2 separate regions of the Homo sapiens genome follow, and region 1 is linked to region 2. A link is a loop called in an ENCODE intact Hi-C map of the cell type or tissue named here. Cell type or tissue: PC-3. All regions are shown on one strand. Links, peaks and the distances in the headings refer to the core of each region. The heading gives the core; the rest is flanking DNA.

Region 1 (9,670 bases), core at 1,046-9,045, 71 kb after region 2:
GTTAATACAGAGAAGATATAAATGGACAAATAAACACACGAAAGATGTTCAAAATTAAAATTAGGATACCACTATGCACCTACTAAGAATGGCTAAAAACAAATACTGACAATACCAAGTGCTGGTAAGGATGTAGAAACTGGAATTTTCATACATTGTTGGTGGGAATGCAAAATGGTACAACTACTCTAGAAATGTTTTGCAGTTTCCTATAAACATACACTTACCACATGACTTAGCAATACTACTCTAGGTATCTACCCGAGTGAACTGAAAATGTGTTTTCACACAAAAATCTGTATACAAATATTTATAGTATAGCTCTATTTAAAAATGCCAAAACCTAAAAACAATCCTAATAACCCTCAACAAATGACTGAATAAACAGCTTGGTATATCCTTACAATAAAATACTACTCAGCAATAAAAAGGAACAAACTATTGATAAGCAGAATCACCTCAAAGGATTTCAAAGGCACCATGCTGTTTTAAAAGCCAGTCACCAATGGTCACATACAGTAGAATTCTATTTACATACAGTAGAATTCTATTTATATGACACTCTCAAAAAGACAAAACTATAGTGACCAAGAAAGATCAGGGATTCCAGGGATTATAAGGATGTCGAGAGTGTGGTCAGGTACAGTGGCTCACACCTATAATCCCAGTACTTTGGGAGGCTGAGGTGGGAGGATCACTTGAGGCCAGGAGTTTAAGACCAGCCCAGGCAACATAGCAAGACACTGTCTCAACAAAAAATAAAAAACCCAACTTAGCCGGGCATGGTGGTGTGCACCTGTAGTTCTAGATACTCAAGGGGCTGAGGCAGAAGGATCACTTGAGCCCAGGAGTTCAAGGCTACAGTACCCATGATTGCATCAATGTATTCCAGCCTGGGTGACAGAGTAAGACCTGTCTCTTTAAAAAAAAAAAAAAAAGTGGGAAGGACGTGCCTATGCTTACTAAGAGACAAAAGGGACAATAGGGCTTTTTTTTTGGCAGCAGAGGTGAGGGGGTGTTATAGAACTGTTCTATCTCCTGATTTTGATACTAGTAAAAAACTATATAAAGTGTTGAAGTTCAGAGAACTGCTCACCTCCACAAAAAGTCCAATTTTACTACGTTGATTTTAAAAATATTTTTAAAAGTAAATGGAAAGGTTACAAAAACCACCCTACTAACAAGTTATTTATATTAATATATAGAAAGGTTTCATTACTTCATTTAATATTTTGACCACAAACTATGTAACAGTGAGGAAATACATACCAAAAGGCTGAAATCATGTTAATAGCATTTAGATTTTGATAAACATACTAGGCGCCATTATCTTATTTGATCCTCATAACTACTCTGGAAGTGCATATTATTTATTATTCTTAGTTTACCAGTGTAGAAACAAACTACAAGAAATTAAGTAACTTGCCCAAAGTTGCAGAGATACTAAGTACCTGAGTTAGGAATTAAACCTAATTCAGTATATAGCCAAACAGTAAGTAAGTGTTCAATTAATGTTGAATGAATTAATGCATACAAAGCTCATGCTCTGATACTATGCTGCCTTCTGATAAATTTAGTCACATTAAATGTATATATTCATATTTTAAAAGGCCAGAACGGAATGTGGAAGGATTAAATTAAATTTAATAGATATAATTATTACATTTCTTTTTTAGTTGTTTAAGTGAACAATTTTTAAAAGGTCATACTAAAAGAGGAATATTTATGAAACACTATCCCGTTTACCTGCATTTGCAAATAATTTTCTTTTTTAAAAGTGCTACACAGCCTATTTGCTATATGAAATGAAGAAAAAGATAAACACAGATTAATGTCATTTTCCCCTACCTTAGAATTCTTTAATTTAAAAAAATCAAAAGACCAACTGATAACAATAGAATAATTTCAAACCAGTATGTAAACTTCCTTTAACTAGGTCTCCTTTCTTAAATATATACTCTTTACTAGGGCCATTTTGGTGGTAGTTTGTTCTAAGACCACTCCATCCAAAATAAATAAAGTTCACAGACACTTGGAATAACTGAAAAAGACAGAAGAGACCTTTTAAATGTGATGTAAATAGTCCCTCCTTATCTGTGGAAGGTAAGTTCCAAGACCCCTAGTGGATGCTTGAAACTGCAGATGGTATCAAAGCCTGTATGTACTGTTTTTTCCTATATATAGTACCAATAGAACAGTTACGACAATATTTTGTAATAAAAGTTATATAAATGTGGTCTCTCTCTCTCTCTCTCAAGATATCTTATTGTACTATACTCACCCTTCTTCTTGTGATTTGTCAATCCGATAACCAAGATGACTACTAAGTGCCTAAGGGGCAGGTAGTGTATACATTGTAGATACACTGGACAAAGGCATGATTCACTTCCAGGACAGAATGGCCTAAGACTTCACCATACTACTCAGAACAGCATACAATTTAAAACTTGTTGTTTTTGCCTGAAATTTTCCATTTAATATTTTCAGACTACACTTGACCACAGGTAACTGAAACCGCAGAAAGCAAAACCACAGATAAGAGGGGTAAGATTGTACCTCTTACATTAATGTATCACATTTATAGTTTAGACACAGTGAGTTTTGATTTTATCACATAACAGATCAACATCCAACATATTGAGTTCATTTCAATATTCAATAATATGTATTAAAATTTCTATGATATTTAAATGTTCCATGCTTGTCATGAGACTACAGTTAAGCACTACCCTGGATTATGAAATACATTGTGCAGAAAAGATGAACCAGCAGGCCTGTGACCGCTATCCTTAAAAAAGCCTGCCTGCGGCCGGGCGCGGTGGCTCACGCCTATAATCCCAGCGCTTTGGGAGGCCGAGGCGGGCGGATCACGAGGTCAGGAGATCGAGACCATCCTGGCTAACACAGTGAAACCCCGTCTCTACTAAAAATACAAAAAATCAGCTGGGTGTGGTGGTGGACACATGTAGTCCCAGCTACTTGGGAGCCTGAGGGAGGAGAATGACATGAACCTGGGAGGCAGAGGTTGCAGTGAGCCGAGATCACGCCACTGCACTCCAGCCTGGGCGACAGAGTGAGACTCTGTTTCACAAAAAAAAGCCTGCTTGCAGAAAGGAAATCAGTATACTGAAGGGATATCTCCACTCCCATGTTTACTACAGCATTATTCACAATAACCAAGATATGGAATCAACCTAAGTACCCATCAATAGATGAATGAATAAAGAAAATGTGGTACATATACACAATATAATATTATTCAGCCATAAAAAAGAATGAAATCCTGTCATTTACAAGAGCATAGAAGGAACTGAAAGACATTTAAGTGAAATAAGCCAGGCACAGAAAGACAAGTATTGCACGTTTTCACTAATATGTGGGAGCTAAAAAAACAAACAAACTGAACTCACGGAGATAAGAGAATAGAATGATGTTAGTGTCTTATGGATAGTCATTTAAGTGTGTAAACATGGGTTAGAAGTGGGAAGCTGGGTAGAAGTTTTACAAGAAGATTTAAGATGGCCAGGAGGCTTAAAAAGGCTAGCTATGGGAGGTGATACAGAGTTGACATATCTCTAAGTAGAATTACCAGAGGCTTAGAAGGGTAATGGGGAGCAGGGCATAAAGAGGGGATGGTTAATGGGACAAAAATACAGTTGGATAGAAAAAGTAAGATCTAGCATTCAGTAGCAAAATAGGGTGCCTATAGTTAACAATAATTTGTTGTATATGTCAAGATAAATAAAAGAATGGAATTGGAACGTTTAATTGGGGAATCCATCACCTCAAGCATTTATCATTTCTTTTGAAAAAAAGATAAATATGTACAACTATTACATATGTAAAACTACTATATATCTACAATAATTAAAAACAAAAAAACTGAAAGAAAAAACAAACCAAAAAAATAAAAAAGAAAAGAAAAGCCTGCTTGCAAGGTTAACTCTTGGCCAACAGCTGGGAAATGGGATTTGGGGAGGGTTCTCACCATTCCCAGAACTGATTAAGCTGCTCACTAAGCCTAAATTGTTTATGCAAACAATGTAATTTATGCCGAACACCTGCTTTCCTTCTGGGAGCCTGAAATTTTGGTATATACCAGTTAAAGGGTGCTTATATGACCAGCCCCCTAATTAAAAACCTGGGGCGCTGAGCCTCTAACACTGTCCCTGATAGACAATGTTTCACATACTTTGTCACAATTTGTTGCTGAGGGAACTGAGTACATCTTGCCTGACTCCATTAGGAAAGGATTCTTAAAAGCTTGTACTTCCTCTGGACTTTGCCTCATGTGTTTTTTCCCTTTGCAGATTTTGCCCTGTATCCTGTCTCTGCAATAAATCAGCTGCAATTAAATGCTGAGTCCTCTGAGTCTTCTTAGCAAATCACTGAACTTGGGGACAGTGTTGAGGTCCCCCGCAACACACATACTAAAAGATACTGAGTAAAAGATATACCTACCATCTTACCAGGCAATGTGCTCTTGGAGGAAAGTCATTATTCATACCCAGCAAATCTTGCATAGATTGTGGAACAACATCTACAAAAACATTTGATAATGAAAAAGTTAGTATGTTCATGATCAGGCAGAGTTTTATAACATGCTTTGAGGAAACACATGTCTTGCTAGATCATGCAGTTTTGATATTGCTTTAAGATTCATATCTAAAGATAGCTCTTGAGTACAGGGAGAGGGATTTCTCTCTCATTTTTTTTTCTTCAAATAAAAGTAGCCTATAAAAAAGACATATGCCACTCCCATGTTTAAAATATTTTTTTGCTTCTGAGTCACAACTCACACAATTCCTCACACTTACCAGAAAGCTTTATTTATTCTTCTTAGCCTGTCCTTGCCTCTACTTTTCTTCAACATTCTATTTAGAGATATGTCAACTCTGTATAACCTCCCATAGCAAGCCTTTTTAGGCCCCCTGTCCATCTTAAATGTTCTTGTAAAACTTCTACCTGGCTTCCCACTTCTAAACTATGTTTACACACTTAAATTACTATCCACGATAAGGTACTAACATAAAAGATCATTATACCCATAAATACATGACAAATTCAATGCATTAAAAATAGTATCCATTCACAAAAATAATTTTTGTTGTATAGCTATCATTGCTTAGCAGATCTATACTTTTTATTTTGCTAAAAGACTAAAGAGAATGCTAATGATTTGGTGCTTTTCAGACCAAAAGCAATAGACAATGCTGATAACATAAATGATTAGTGCTCAAATCTCCTGACCTCTGATAATATAGTTTTAAACGCGTATCTGTAAAACTGAGCTGATGGTTTGGCTTGTAACTCCCACCATAAGTTACAGGCTCAATCACAATCAAATTAAAAGAAAACTGCACTTTATATGTACACTTGCAACAATGCCTTAACTAGCTTAAAATTCATTCACCTTTGGCTGGGCACAGTGATTCACGCCTGTAATCCCAGCACTTTGGAAGGCCGAGGCAGGTGGATCACCTGAGGTCAGGAGTTCAAGACCAGCCTGGTCAACACAGCAAAACCCTGTCTCTACTAAAAATACAAAAAATTAACTGGGTATGGTGATTGGTGCCTGTAATACCAGCAACTTTGGAAGCTGAGGCAGGAGATTTGCTTGAACCCGGGAGGCGGAGGTTGCAGTGAGCTGAGATCGCGCCATTGCCCTACAGCCTGGACAACAAGAGTGAAACTCAGTCTCAAAAACAAACAAACAAAAAAATAATTCACCTTCATTGTACCACAGTCTCCTTTATCTATTTATCTCAGAGCACTGATTCTAAGCCTCTTTACTACAGCAGCTTTTCCTTGATGCATGATCTTCCCTTAAATTAACAGCACTTAAATTTTCGCTATCTTGAATAGTTTCCTTCATTAATTGGCAGAACGTTGAACCTGAAAATTGCTGGGCTATTATGAGACCTCCCAACAATTGCGCACACTTCCCTCTTCCTCTTAAAGTTCTCATATTCACATTCTGGCTTAATTATTTTCTTTTGCTGTATAACTGCCTTACATATATGTATATATGGTTAATGTTATCTGCCCTGGTTTATGAATCTGAATGCATATGTTATCTAATTGTTTTGTTTCTAAGAAGAATATACGTAACAGAAAAGGTAACAAAATTCTATTCCTACACAAGAAAAAGCACAGATTTTTTCAGGTCTGAGCTTACAAATGATAATCTGTTATGATCAGAAAAAATTTAACACATTCTACCTATTTATTTGCTTAGTGAATGAAGAAGGATATTTGACTGGCAGCTCCAAAGTTCATGTTTATTCAGTATCTTGCTCACTCACTGTTATGCACTAGTTTATCTAAGGACAGAAGATTTTGGATGATTTGACCTATTAACAATTATAGACACCATTTATTGAGTACCTGGCATGGGTCAGGTACTGAGATACTTGCTTATGTACAATTTCTCATTAAATCTTCACTTAGCCCTCCAGGTAGTATTACTTCATTTTACAACTGAGATAACTCAAGCTTAGATGGGGCAACTAACTAGCAAGTAGAAAAAATAAAATTTTAAACCACTTGTTTTGACTCCAAAATCTAGAGTAAATCCAAAATACTACCCTCTAATCAACAGATTTTCCTTTATTTGTAATCCTTCAAAGCCAAACTTACTTGCTTAATTCTCCTTCTCTAATCTCCCAATTAAAAGTGATCTTTTCTCCTCTGAATTCCAACAGAATTTTGTCTGTACTTCAGGATGCACTTATCACTTTCATTATGGTTACTTACTTATCTATCTTATCTTCCCTACTGGAATGTAGGGCTTGGAAGAGTATCTGGTACATGTTAGGTACTCAATAAATATGAGCTGATTTAATTAATTAAAAAATGAATGACAATGTAATTCATCCTCTACCTCAGATGTGGTGAAACAACTTTGCTTATGTAAAACAGTTCCAGAGAAACTGACACTATGGAAGAACACTAAATTAATAATTCAAAATTACAGCCACTCCTACAAATCAGAAGTTAATATTATTATATAGAAATAACTTACCCTCTAATAACTCATCCTTTCCTTCTTTATCAGTGGACTCTTGTACAAGATAATGATGAGTGACTGAGAACTTGAAGTCAGCAAAGGAAATTTCATCTGATTTCTCTTCCCATGTGCCAGAAGTAAATATACCCTATATGTACCAATAAAATGGCAAAATATTTACCTTAATCAATAGCTATCATTATATTTACTAACGACAGGGATATTTTCCCCTTTTTCTGCCCTATAAATATCCTCCATACAATCAAAGAAAAACATAAAAGTGAATGCAACCAAGAGAAAATTATTTTATAAATGATTTATCAGTGTTCCTTTAAAAAGAAATTTCTCCTAGAATATTAACGATCAAGTGACTTACAAAGATTAATAATAATTTTTTCCAAGATTCTCTATATAAAATCATGAACACATCACTATATATTAATAATACAGCATATAGCATTTTTTGACACCAGAAATTGCTTCATAAAGAAGCAGTCTGCACAATCAATTTAAGTGGCATGACACCTGTAGCACTTATTTAACAGATTCCTGCTTCTTTTATCAAGCTTTGGCATTCAAGTCTTTCCATTTGAACAGCAACTTCTTGAATGAAAAACATATATTAATTAAGAGTTCCAAAGAGCTCCTTACTTATACAGAACCCTAAGCATAAAAAAGGATTTTTCCCACAGAGCTTCTAATCTCCCATAGCTATTTTTTCCAATGGAGAGGTAAACAGTCATTACAGCATAGCACCACATAAGGCAGGAAATACCAACCAAGCAACTAGCCAAGCACAGATAGCCCCAAACTAGATTGAAAATATATAAGCAATTAATCTGTGAGTTACTATTTTTAAAATGTTTTCATGGCTATACCTAGTGTAAACATCTGAATTTTTATATATATTCCTGGAAAGATATTTATAATTCTAAATTAAATTAAATCTTATTTTAAGTGTCCTAAGTGTGTATTATTACGTAAGTACATCAAATATCAATCTTTTCATTAGTATTTGAACTGTCATGTATGATACACATCCAAAATCATAATCTTTTTATTATACTTTAAGTTCTGGGATGCACATGCAGAACATGCAGGTTTATTACATAGCTATACACGTGCCATAGTGGTTTGCTGCAACCATCAACTTGTCATCTACATTAGGTATTTCTCCTAATGCTATCCCTCCCCTAGCCCTCCCCTCCCGCAACAGGTCCCAGTGTGTGATGCTTCCCTCCCTGTGTCCACGTGTTCTCACTGTTCAACTCACACTTATGAGTGAGAACATGCAGCATTTGGTTTTCTGTTCCCGTGTTAAGAGTGCTGAGAATGATGGTTTCCAGCTTCATCCATGTCCCTACAAAGGACATGAACTCATCCTTTTTTATGGCTGCATAGTATTCCATGGTTTATATGTGCCACATTTTCTTAATCCAGTCTGTCATTGATGGACATTTGGGTTGGTTTCAAGTCTTCGCTGTTGTGAACAGTGCTGCAATAAACATACATGTGCCTGTGTCTTTATAGTAGAATGATTTATAATCCTTTGGGTATATACCCAGTAATGGGATTGCTGAGGCAAGGAAATAAGAGAGGACACAAACAAATGGACAAACAGTCCATGCTCATGGATGGAAAGAATCAATACTATGAAAATGGCCACACTGCCCAAAGGAATTTATAGATTCAATGCTATCCCCATTAAGCTACCACTGGCTTTCTTCACAGAATTAGAAAAAACTAAATTTCATATGGAACCAAAAAAGCGCCAATATAGCCAAGACAATCCTAAGCAAAAAGAACAAAGCTGGAGGTATCACGCTGCCTGACTTCAAACTACATTACAAGGCTACAGTAACCAAAACAGCATGGTACTTGTACCAAAACAGATATATAGACCAAGGGAACAGAACAGAGGCGTCAGAAATAACACGACACATCTACAACCATCTGATCTTTGACAAACCTGACAAAAACAAGCAATGGGGAAAGGATTCCCTATTTAACAAATCGTGCTGGGAAAACTGGCTAGCCATATGCAGAAAACTGAAACTGGACCCCTTCCTTATACCTTATACAAAAATTAATTTAAGATGGATTAAAGATTTAAACATAAGACCTAAAACCATAGAAACCCTAGAAGAAAACCTAGGCATATTAGCAAAGACTTCTTGATTAAAACACCAAAAGCAATGGCAACAAACACCAAAATTGACAAATGGGATCTAATTAAACTAAAGAGCTTCTGCACAGCAAAAGAAACTATTATCAGAGTGAACAGGCAACCTACAGAATGGGAGAAAATTTTTGCAATCTATCCATCTGACAAAGGGCTAATGGATCCAGAATCTACAAAGAACTTAAACAAATTTACAAGAAAAAACAACCCCATCAAAAAGTGGGCAAAGAATTTTAATTTTTTTTCTTTTCTTTCTTTTTTTTTTTTTTTTTTTTGAGATGGAGTCTCGCTCTGTCACCCAGGCTGGAGTGCAGTGGTGCGATCTTGGTTCACTGCAACTTCCGCCTCCCAAGTTTAAGCGATTCTCCTGCATCAGTCTCCCATGTTGCTGGGATTACAGGCATGCACCACCACGCCTGGCTAATTTTTGAATTTTCAGTACAGACAGGGTTTCACTATGTTGGCCAGGCTGGTCTTGA
Region 2 (9,670 bases), core at 1,214-9,213:
ACAGCTCAAGCCCATCCTCGCTGCCCCCTCCACGAAACGACACAGCTCAAGCTTGGTGCTGGGAAGTCTTTCCGATGCTGGTTTGATTCCTGATCACCCAACTGGACAGGGCCCTCTCCAGGACCTCCCAGGTTCTCCCTGGTACCTTCCCTCCCTCAGGAGGAGGCAGCACTGTCTCTGAAGCCACCAACGAGTAATGCTAGAAGAATCAGAAGAAGGAAGTATCTGATGAAAAGGCACCTGCAAGTCTAAAGTCCTCTTTGGTGAGAACACTGTACATCCGCTGAGGCAGAGCTTTGGAGTAGGGAGCAGGGCGCGGCACAGTGGTGCGCAAAATGAATTCCCGGCCAGCAGGGGGTGGGAAGTCTGACACGGAGTTCTGCCTTCTTTCCTCTGGGGAGCCCATTCTCTTCAATTCCTCCTCTGGTGGAGTCATAGCTGCAGCCTGGAAAAGAATCAAATGCTAAAGTCAAAAGCAGGTCAAATGCTAAACTCAGATGCTTTTGAAGGACAGATGAATTAACATAATAAAGATATGAAAATGTCCCACGTTACTCAGTAATGCAGTCAGCTATATGTTAAGATTACTCAAAAACCACATAACACAGCAAATGCAAGAAGCTTGAGACACTGCATGAGCAGCCGGGCTGGAGACAGACAGGAGGGATGATGACTGCCAGGCAATCTGCTCTGAAGAGAGAAGGCCATATTTACACATCTGATGAAAAAGGACCTCGGAGCTGTGCTGCTTTCTATGTTTCTTCCAGCAATGACCCAAGTCTACGTCTGACAGCCTCAGTCCAGTAAGGAGCTGTTTTTCTCCAGAGTGAAAAGATGATTTTCATCTTGACTCTGGGTAAGAATTTTTTAATCGATTCTTTTTAAGGTTCACTTGCCAAATTAAAAGTGGGGGCATTGGTCTTGCTTGCTGGGCAGCTAATGTGATGCCGAAGTGATAGAGGCCCATATAGCAATGACCACAAAAGAGAAGTTCGCAATATTAAAGGCATCTATTTTTTCATTGAAATGACATAAAATGCATGTTCATTTACAGCCTACAATTTTAATTCTGATTACTGTACTTTTTTTAATACCATCAATTTGGGAAAAAAAATTGTTTTGGCAATGGAAACATGAAATCATGTTGCGCTAAACATCAGCAAGGTAGGTAAGCCAAATCCAGACTGTGAGAGAGGTGGTTAGTGTTAATGACCTTATGAAATTAGAGGGATGGGAAGGAACAAGGAACTATGAGGGGCAAAGGCTATTTTGTTACCTCATCAGAAGATTCAGTCAGCTTGAGAAGGGGTAAGAAAAGAAACAGTGATGAAAGGGAAACAAGCAAGATGGTTTAAATAGGGCTAGACAAGGGAGTTCAGGATTATTTCAAAGACAGTATGCACTACATTATGGAACATGATCCTATCAAAAGAATATTCAAGACAAAGTCACACCAAACACAGCACACCCAGCTGTCAACTACAGCAGACATCTACTACTACTCATGCATCCATGGCTCAACAGGTGACATATGATGTCATTTAATGGGAGAAATGAACAACAAAAACCTAGCTCTTTTACTGGGAATTATGATGCAAAAAAAAAAAAAAGTGTTCATGGCTTGAAAAATAGAATTTAGGAATAGGTGCCTAACAGTTATTCAATCTAGCAAGTCTGAAGCGAAATCCAGTCAGTCATTTATTTGCTGAATTCCATTTAAGTATGTACATACCAGAGATACCTATAATCATGATAAGGCTTATTACTATTTATAATTTTAAAGAAAAGTTATAAATATATAGAATTACTATAAGCTATAAAAACACCAAGTGAAATTACATCACAACTTTTTAAAAAAATGTGTTAAAATCTTGACTAATTAGTAAAATTGATATAAAGTATCAGCTAATGAAAAGTTACATGAATAAATTCTAACAGTTTACTTCAGCCAGACATTTAAAACTGAGTTTAAAAATGTACCAACCAGATGCTTGTTATATGTATTACACAGTCTACCAATTCCCTAAAAACATTCACTACAAGGTCTGAAAACTTTAAAATCTTTTCTTAAATGACATAATGTAGATGGATGTACAATTTCAGTAGCCATTAAGGGGGTTAGCTATACAATGAGGCTACTGAAAGATGATATACTATGTTCCTGTATTTAGTGATTTTGAAAGATATCTTAAGTATATTAAGTGGAAAACAAGAATAATGAAGTAATTATATAATATAACCCTACTTTTAAAATTATATATACATATGTATATACTAGATGTTAAATCATCAATGGGTAGTGAGATTATGTGATTAATATTTTCTTATAATTTTCTAGGCCAGGTGTGATAGCTCACACACACCTATAATCTCAGCACTTTGGGAGGTTAAGGAAGGAGAATTGCTTGAAACCAGGAGTTCTAGATAAGCCTGGGCAACAAAGTGAGACCCCGTCCCTACAAAAAATATAAAAATTAACTGGGCGTGGTGGTGCATGCCTGTGGCTCCAGCTTCTTGGGAGGTTGAAGCAAGAGGATTGCTTAAACCTAGGAGTTCAAGGCTGCAGTGAGTTATGATCTTGCCACTGTACTCCAGCCTGGACCACAGAGTGAGACCCTCTCTTTAAAAAATGAATAAATAAATATAAAAGTTCCTATATTGTCAAAGTTTTACTTGCAGTCAGTAGAGGGGGTAAGGAGGTTATTTCTATTTTGGGGAAAATAATTTTGCTTAGTTATCTAAAATAAGTAACAATCTCAGGACTAAAAATATAAATACTTCACATTTTAAATCCTCTTAACACATAACTTTTTTTTTTTTTTTGAGATGGAGTTTTATCACCCAGGCCGGAGTGCAGTGGCATGATCTCAGCTCACTGTAACCTCTGCCTCTCGGGTTCAAGTGATTCTCCTGCCTCAGCCTCCCAAGTAGCTGAGATTACAGGTGCTCACCACCACGCCCAGCTAATTTTTGTATTTTTAGTAGAGAAAGGGTTTCACCACATTGGCCAGGCTGGTCTTGAACTCCTGACCTCAGGTGATCCACCCACCTCAGCCTCCCAAAGTTACAGGCGTGAGCCACCGCACCCAGCCAACATGTCACTTATTAAAAATGATCAAAGAGGAAAGAATTTTTGCAATATGAGGAACATTCATATTGGTAGCTAACAAGGAAATGCGCTTGTAAGCTTCTGGGTAGTGAACTGGATAGATATTATCAGATGTGGAACCAAACTCGGTTCTTGTTTTCATGCCAGAGAGAAAAACAAAATAAATCAAAGCAAGCATCTATTGTTTGCTAGAAGTCTAATTTATAAGGAAATAAATATTTGGTTATTAATTTGAAATTCTGAGGTTTAGGGAGCTGCCCCATAAACAAACTCAGATTTTAGCTCTTGCTAAGAATTCCTATCAGTGTATTTGGCTATGAATTTGAATATATTAACTAGTTGTACTCCAGACCAACTCTACAGGGATTATCCAGTTGTTATTCCACGTGTAGACACATAGAAATTCTTTTTCTTATTTGTTTCTGAAAATTACACTCTCAAAACTGGGTCATTCTAGTGTAATCACAGTGCCATATAAGGGGAAGCGTGTAATTAGTGCACATAACGCCTTTATCAGAATCCCTAATATTAATGAGCCCTGAACTGAGAATTATCTGTAGGATGCCAGAGCCCTTAGCCAGTAACCAAGATACAATATAATTTTAAAATCTTTACTTTCACTACTAGAGGTAATGGTTATGATAATTTTTCAAACTGGGCTTTCTTTCTGTGCTGAAATCTGTTTCCACAGCCCTAAAAATCTGAAGTTTTCCTCTTCTTTTCTAGGAAACCTCAAAGGTAGATCTCCTCACCATTACAAGAACAATTATATTTATAATTCAAGCTGAGTTGTGACTCCACTTTGCCCTACATGGGGTTTAAAGATGGTAAAACTGAACTCCATTCTCATTTGAAAGTACCTGTGAGTAAACATTTTTTCCCACAGCACAGCACTGGCCATTGCTAACTGACTCCCTGCCAGCTTCTATAACAATGGATTTTGGACTCTTCTAATTTTTAAAATTTAGGTCCTAGAATATACTTATCATTTTAATTCAACATGTAAGAAATCAAATGGATTTCGAAGACTCAGAAGTCATTGTTTCTTCAGTGTTCAAACCCAATGCCCAGACTTACACTCAGGTGACATGAGTGTGATCAGCCACGTGTGGGAACTAAAACAGCCTCTTCCCAAGTAGAGGTTTGGAGAGATTATGATGGAGTCAATAATGACTCTCACATACCCTCTGGGCATTCACAAACAGCTTGTGAATGATCCTGCCAGCATGTCCTCTTCCTGCACCGGTGACTAACACTTCAGGCTGCTCCAGCAGGCAACTCACAAACCTAGGAGACAGAGACAGGCAATGAAAGGGTGGAAAGTGAGCTGTCCAGGCCACTGGGCGTCCATCCTCCCACAGGAGTTTTGTGGACAAATCCTCAAGCTGATACTGGCTAAACCCAACAAGGTTGGAGTGAAATTTTACAGCAAGATAAGATTGACATTTGGAATTATTATCGACTTAACTGACAATCTTCCTGCTTTTTCACCTGTGCTCATAAAAAATGTTTAAAGCCTATCTCTGTCAAAGTGTAAGAAAAAATATTCAGTCTATTTTTTTCAGACTAGAAGCTTAGAAAATGCTACAGTTAATAAAAGATGAAAAAAAAATTGTATAATATAAACCAAGTTATATTTATCCAATAAAAGCAATGATCCATATTTGTTTTTGTTTTTTTTAAGGGGTATGTGTCTGTGTGTGCACGCACACGTGCACATATGCTTAAAATACTTGTGTTGGGCAAAGTCGCAATTGTAAACTGTGCCATTAGATGCTGGAAACACTGAACTTCCAAGTATGTCACAGATAACGTATGGTGGAACTAACAGAGTTGAAGGCACAAAGCCACCAAACCTGCACCACCTGCTCACTAATTCATACTCTACTATTTTAGAAACGAGTCCCTTGATTAGAGCTTATTCTTCTCATTTAAAAGGAAGACATTTTCAAGAGCAAAGCAGTGTGGGAGAAAACTTCACCTAACAAAAGACATAAAATTCAAACACAAACTTGTTAAAAGACAGCAAATGCCTTGCCATACAATATTAATTATTTAGCATCAATAATGCCATTTATTATGGAAAGGCTAATGAAAATTTTTAAATGATGACAAATTTAAGCCACTGAACAAGCTAATTTGTGAACACTTTATCACACATTAAAACAATATTGTCCTTCCAAATAACATGGGCAAAAAATGAACAGGGCCTCACACTGATCTAAGCTCCATTGGTAATGGTGCCGAGTCTCATAAAGAGAATGCCCCAATCATTTGCTTCATCTGAGAAAAGCCATCTGGTCAATCTTTCAAAACATAATCGCAAGGCACATAGGATGTGCACCTTTGCTATCACAAATCTTGTTTAAAATAAACAACTAGGAACAGTAAGCAGAAATGGTTTCAGCACCTGCACCCTGTGGTCAAGGAATAGTAACAGCTGAAAACAAAGTTTTGGGGCAGGGTGAGCAACACAGTTAACAGCTCCTCCACAAGAAATTCCAGACACCACATCTCCAAGAGCAAACCAAGGAATCCCTAGAAAAGGAGGCTCTGGGAGACTGTTTCTAAAAGTGGGAAGAATGGAAACACCTGGTAGAGACTCAGAAATACGGGAGAGGTCAAATGCTATGATAATTATTTCTGTCTCTAGACAATGCTTGTTTCAAATAATATATGATTACCACAAAAGAGTCTTAATATCCTATTACAATTTTTCTTAAGAGAGTGGTGGCTTTTCCTACTGCAGACAAAACTGAATTAGCCAAATAGCAATTACCTTTCAAGATCTTCCTTTTCCTCCTCCTGTTCACATTTCTCAGTTCCAAACTTGGCTTTTAGTGACCGAGCTCTGGCAATGAGAGCTTCCACATTAGTAATCTGGTGAATGATTTCCTGGCGGTAGAAAAGGAAGAGGCATACATTGCGAGATGGCAAAAAAGCAAAGCCCTTTGAAAACGCATCTTAAAAATTATTTTTGCCAACTGAGGAGAACACTTGGCAAGATTCTGACACTACATCAAACTTACTTCCAATTTCTTGTCTTCTGGATTGGGGAAGTGCAAAACTTTACTGGAATGGGATATTATCTGCTTTATGATCTTCTTAACTGAAGAAATGTTTTCGAGACTTTCTATTTTAGAAAAGATTGAAGCCAGCATTAAATAAATTAAGCAAAATATACTTTCACTTTGGAAATGACTAATGACTAGTTAAATATGACATTTACCTTCTTCCTTTACCTTGAGTACAGCTGCATGAATCACACAAGGTAACAGGTGCCGAGCAAGGTCTGCAGGTTTCTGGATTGCCAGATAGTGCAGCACCTGAAGGAGGTGCAGCGCACACAAATGATCAGCGCAGGTGTCAAAGGATGAAGCAGCCACTTACAGAAGTGCAAATCCTCAGCCACTCATCTTAATCCTTAACAAGACAGCACTCCAGATAGGCAGCCACGACCCCAAAGGTGAGGATAATGTTACTGAAAGCACCTAAGAACTTCAATCTTTAATAATTATAAATATTCTATTTTTTTCTGCTTTCTTATGTAATACACACAAATAAGGAAAATACAAAGAAAATAAAAACTACCGACTGATTACAATACCAAGAGAAAACAACCATTGACAGTGGAGCATTTTCATTTTAAGACGCAGAATACACGTACTAAGGGCACTAATATTAAATATGTAAAATACTGCCTTTTAACCTGCTTTTCTCACTTAATATTTCTAAACATTGTTAGTGACTTCCCACACATTTTTTGGTTTTAGTTGTTTTGGTTTATTTTTTTTCCAATTCTTATTATAAGAATACAGAGAAGTATGTACAAAACATGGACCCTACCTTTAGGCTCCTTATTCAACAGTAAAGATAAAAGAAGTATAACCCTATAAATATGTACAATTCTTTTACATCAATAAAAATTTTAAGAAGTATAATCTCATAATGTGAGTCTGACTGATAAATGCTCATGGATTTCAAAATTTTAAAAAAAATACAGGTGATGCAGAAATTTTCCTGAAATCCTACTTCCCCAAAACCACATTTTCGTGTTTATCCTCTCAAACTACTTGTATGTCCATTTAAACACAAAAATGTAGATGCATATGTAATTTCTTAACAAAAATTAATAACTTACATACTGTTTTATTATTTGCTTTATTTAATGACTTGTGGTGGACTTTTTTTTGGCTTAGAGAGTTTTGTCTGATTTGAAACTTTTTTTAAATTAAGAAATATACATACTAGAGTATTAGAAATAGTTTAAAGAAAACACCAGCTTAGGAAACAGAATGTTACCAGGCTTTTCCAAGTCCTCCTGTGTACCCTCCATCCCCAGAATTAACTACAAATCATTCTTTTGCTTTTCTTTATGGTTTTTTTCACATATGTAGCCTTAAATAATATATTGTTTACTTTTGTCTAGTTTTAACCTTTATATTAATGGAGTGTTTCTGTTTATAGCCCTCAGTGACTTGCTTTTTTTCATTCAGTATTTTGATATTCGTATACCATTCCAATATGCTATAGTTTACTCATTTTCACTGCTGTATTAAAATGTTCCTACACTAATAGTAGTGGATAGCTCCTCAGTTTTTGGCTATTACAAATGATGCTCCTATTACATTATTGCACATATTTCCTGGTGCAAATGGGACATGTACAGCAATTACTTTAGGATATATACCTAACAATTGAACTAGGAAATGTACAACATAATTATCCTACAAAGTGTTTCAACAGATTTACATTCTTATCTAGAGTAATGAGTTCCCTCTGTTGTACATCCTTGCTAATACCCACCTTTCTGAATTTTGTTTTCCCCTGATTCACAGAAAAACAAATTTGCAGGAATAACGTGAAATATGTGATTCCCCTTTACCTGGATTCACGTATGACCTGTCTCCCTCCTCTGTTCTGGATCCCTTGCATCTTTCTCTGCTTTCATGTGTGTACATACTATAGACATAAACTTGTTTCGAATAATTTCAGAATAAGTCGCACACTCATGTCCCTTATCCCAAAATATCTGTATTTCCTAAAATTAAAAATATTTTATTATATAATCAAAATGCAAATGATTCTGATTATATACAATAAATTTAACACTGATAAAAATAATTGTAATCTAACCTACTATCTTTATTGCAGTTTTGTCAACTGATCCCATATGTGTCTTTTTTTTTTTTTTTTTTTTTTTTTTGAGACAGGGTCTTTCTCTGTTGGCCCAGACTGGAGTGCAGTGGTGCGATCTTGGCTCCCCACAACCTCCGCCTCCCAGGCTCAAGCGATTCTCCTGCCTCAGCCTCCTGAGTAGCTAAGACTACAGGCACATGGCCACTACTGCCCGGCCAATTTTTGTATTTTTAGTAAAGACGGAGTTTCACTATGTTGGCCAGGCTGGTCTCGAACTCCTGACCTCAAATTATCCACCTACCTCAACCTCCCAAAGTGCTGAGATTACAGGCATGAGCCACCGCGCCCGGCCGCAAAATGTGTCTTTTATGACCCTTTCCCTCAACCACTACAAGTCTTGGTAAGGATCATCCATTGCCTTTAGTTATCATAGCTCTTTAATCTCAACTAATCTGCAACAGCTTTTCACTCTGTCTTTTATAACATTGGCATTTTGAGTATAGTTTCCTCTTCCTCCCTACTTTTTGGCTAACTAAAATTCCATACTGTATTCAGATTTCCTTAGTTTCTAAAAATTGAGTTATAACTCACATACCATAAAATTCACCACTTTAAAATGGATAACTTCAGTGGTTTTTAGCATATTTGCAAGGTTATGTTACCATCACCATTATCTAATTCCAGAATATTTTCTTTCATCTCCCCCAAAAGAAACCCAGTACCCCAAAGCAGCCACTCCTGATTTCCCCCATTCCTAATCTCCACTGCTGCCAACTACTAATCTAACTTACTGTCTCTATGGACTTGCCTATTCTGGTCCTTTCATATAAATGGAACGACGCAACATGCAGCCCATTGTTTTCTGGCTGCTTTCACTGAGCATAATATTTTCAAGATTCACCCATGTTGTAACACATATCAGTGCTTCATTCCTTTTTATGGCTGAATAATACTCCATTGCATGGACAGACCATATTTGTCTTATCTGTTCATCACTGACAGACATTTGGGTTTGTTCCATTTTTTGGCTGTCATGAATAATGCTGTCAGCATGTATGTATGTACGCGGTTTCCTTAGTTTTTATCTAATGTCATTTTCCTGTTCCAGGATCCCCTTCAAGATACCACATTATGTTTAGCTGTCATGTTTCTAGGCTCCCTTGGCTGTGACATTTCTCAGGTTTTCATTGTTTTTACTGACCTTGACAGTTTTGAGTTCTGGTCAAGTATTTCATAAAAACTCCCTCAATTATGGTTTATCTGATGTTTTCCTCATGATTAAGCTGGGTTATGTATTTCTGGGAGGAAGACCAGAGAGGTAAAGTGCCACTGTCATCACATCATGTCAGGAGTACATACCGCCAGTATGGCTTAGCCTGTGGATGTTAACCTTCACCACCTGGCTGAGACAGTGTCAGTCGG

The links. Peaks named below come from ENCODE experiments on the same cell type or tissue, not always from the same donor. Only the 100,000 strongest peaks of a DNase experiment are listed, where the experiment ranks them.
Region 1: a loop joins it to region 2, with 4 times the contacts of the local background. A loop is called at or near these places in 2 of 110 quality-filtered maps.

Annotation. Positions count from the first base shown.
Region 1 is chr2:135,088,485-135,098,154 of GRCh38, reverse strand. It overlaps RAB3GAP1 (RAB3 GTPase activating protein catalytic subunit 1), which reads right to left. Exons shown (of 24, transcript NM_012233.3): 4 at 7,025-7,157; 5 at 4,462-4,540. Among named protein-coding and RNA genes, the nearest start is that of RAB3GAP1, 41 kb to the right of the region's middle. RefSeq lists a cis regulatory region at 6,265-6,278 and an enhancer at 6,199-6,343. In PC-3, for the core only: a CTCF peak has its summit at 2,129; a DNase peak (open chromatin) is centred at 2,374; H3K27ac peaks cover 2,070 bases.
Region 2 is chr2:135,159,320-135,168,989 of GRCh38, reverse strand. RAB3GAP1 (RAB3 GTPase activating protein catalytic subunit 1) reads right to left here. Exons shown (of 24, transcript NM_012233.3): 20 at 6,339-6,435; 21 at 6,139-6,242; 22 at 5,889-6,004; 23 at 4,294-4,396; 24 at 1-445. The coding sequence ends at 209. Among named protein-coding and RNA genes, the nearest start is that of SNORA40B, 28 kb to the right of the region's middle. In PC-3, for the core only: no CTCF peak of the experiment used is centred there; DNase peaks (open chromatin) are centred at 4,329 and 6,399; H3K4me3 peaks cover 970 bases; H3K27ac peaks cover 3,148 bases.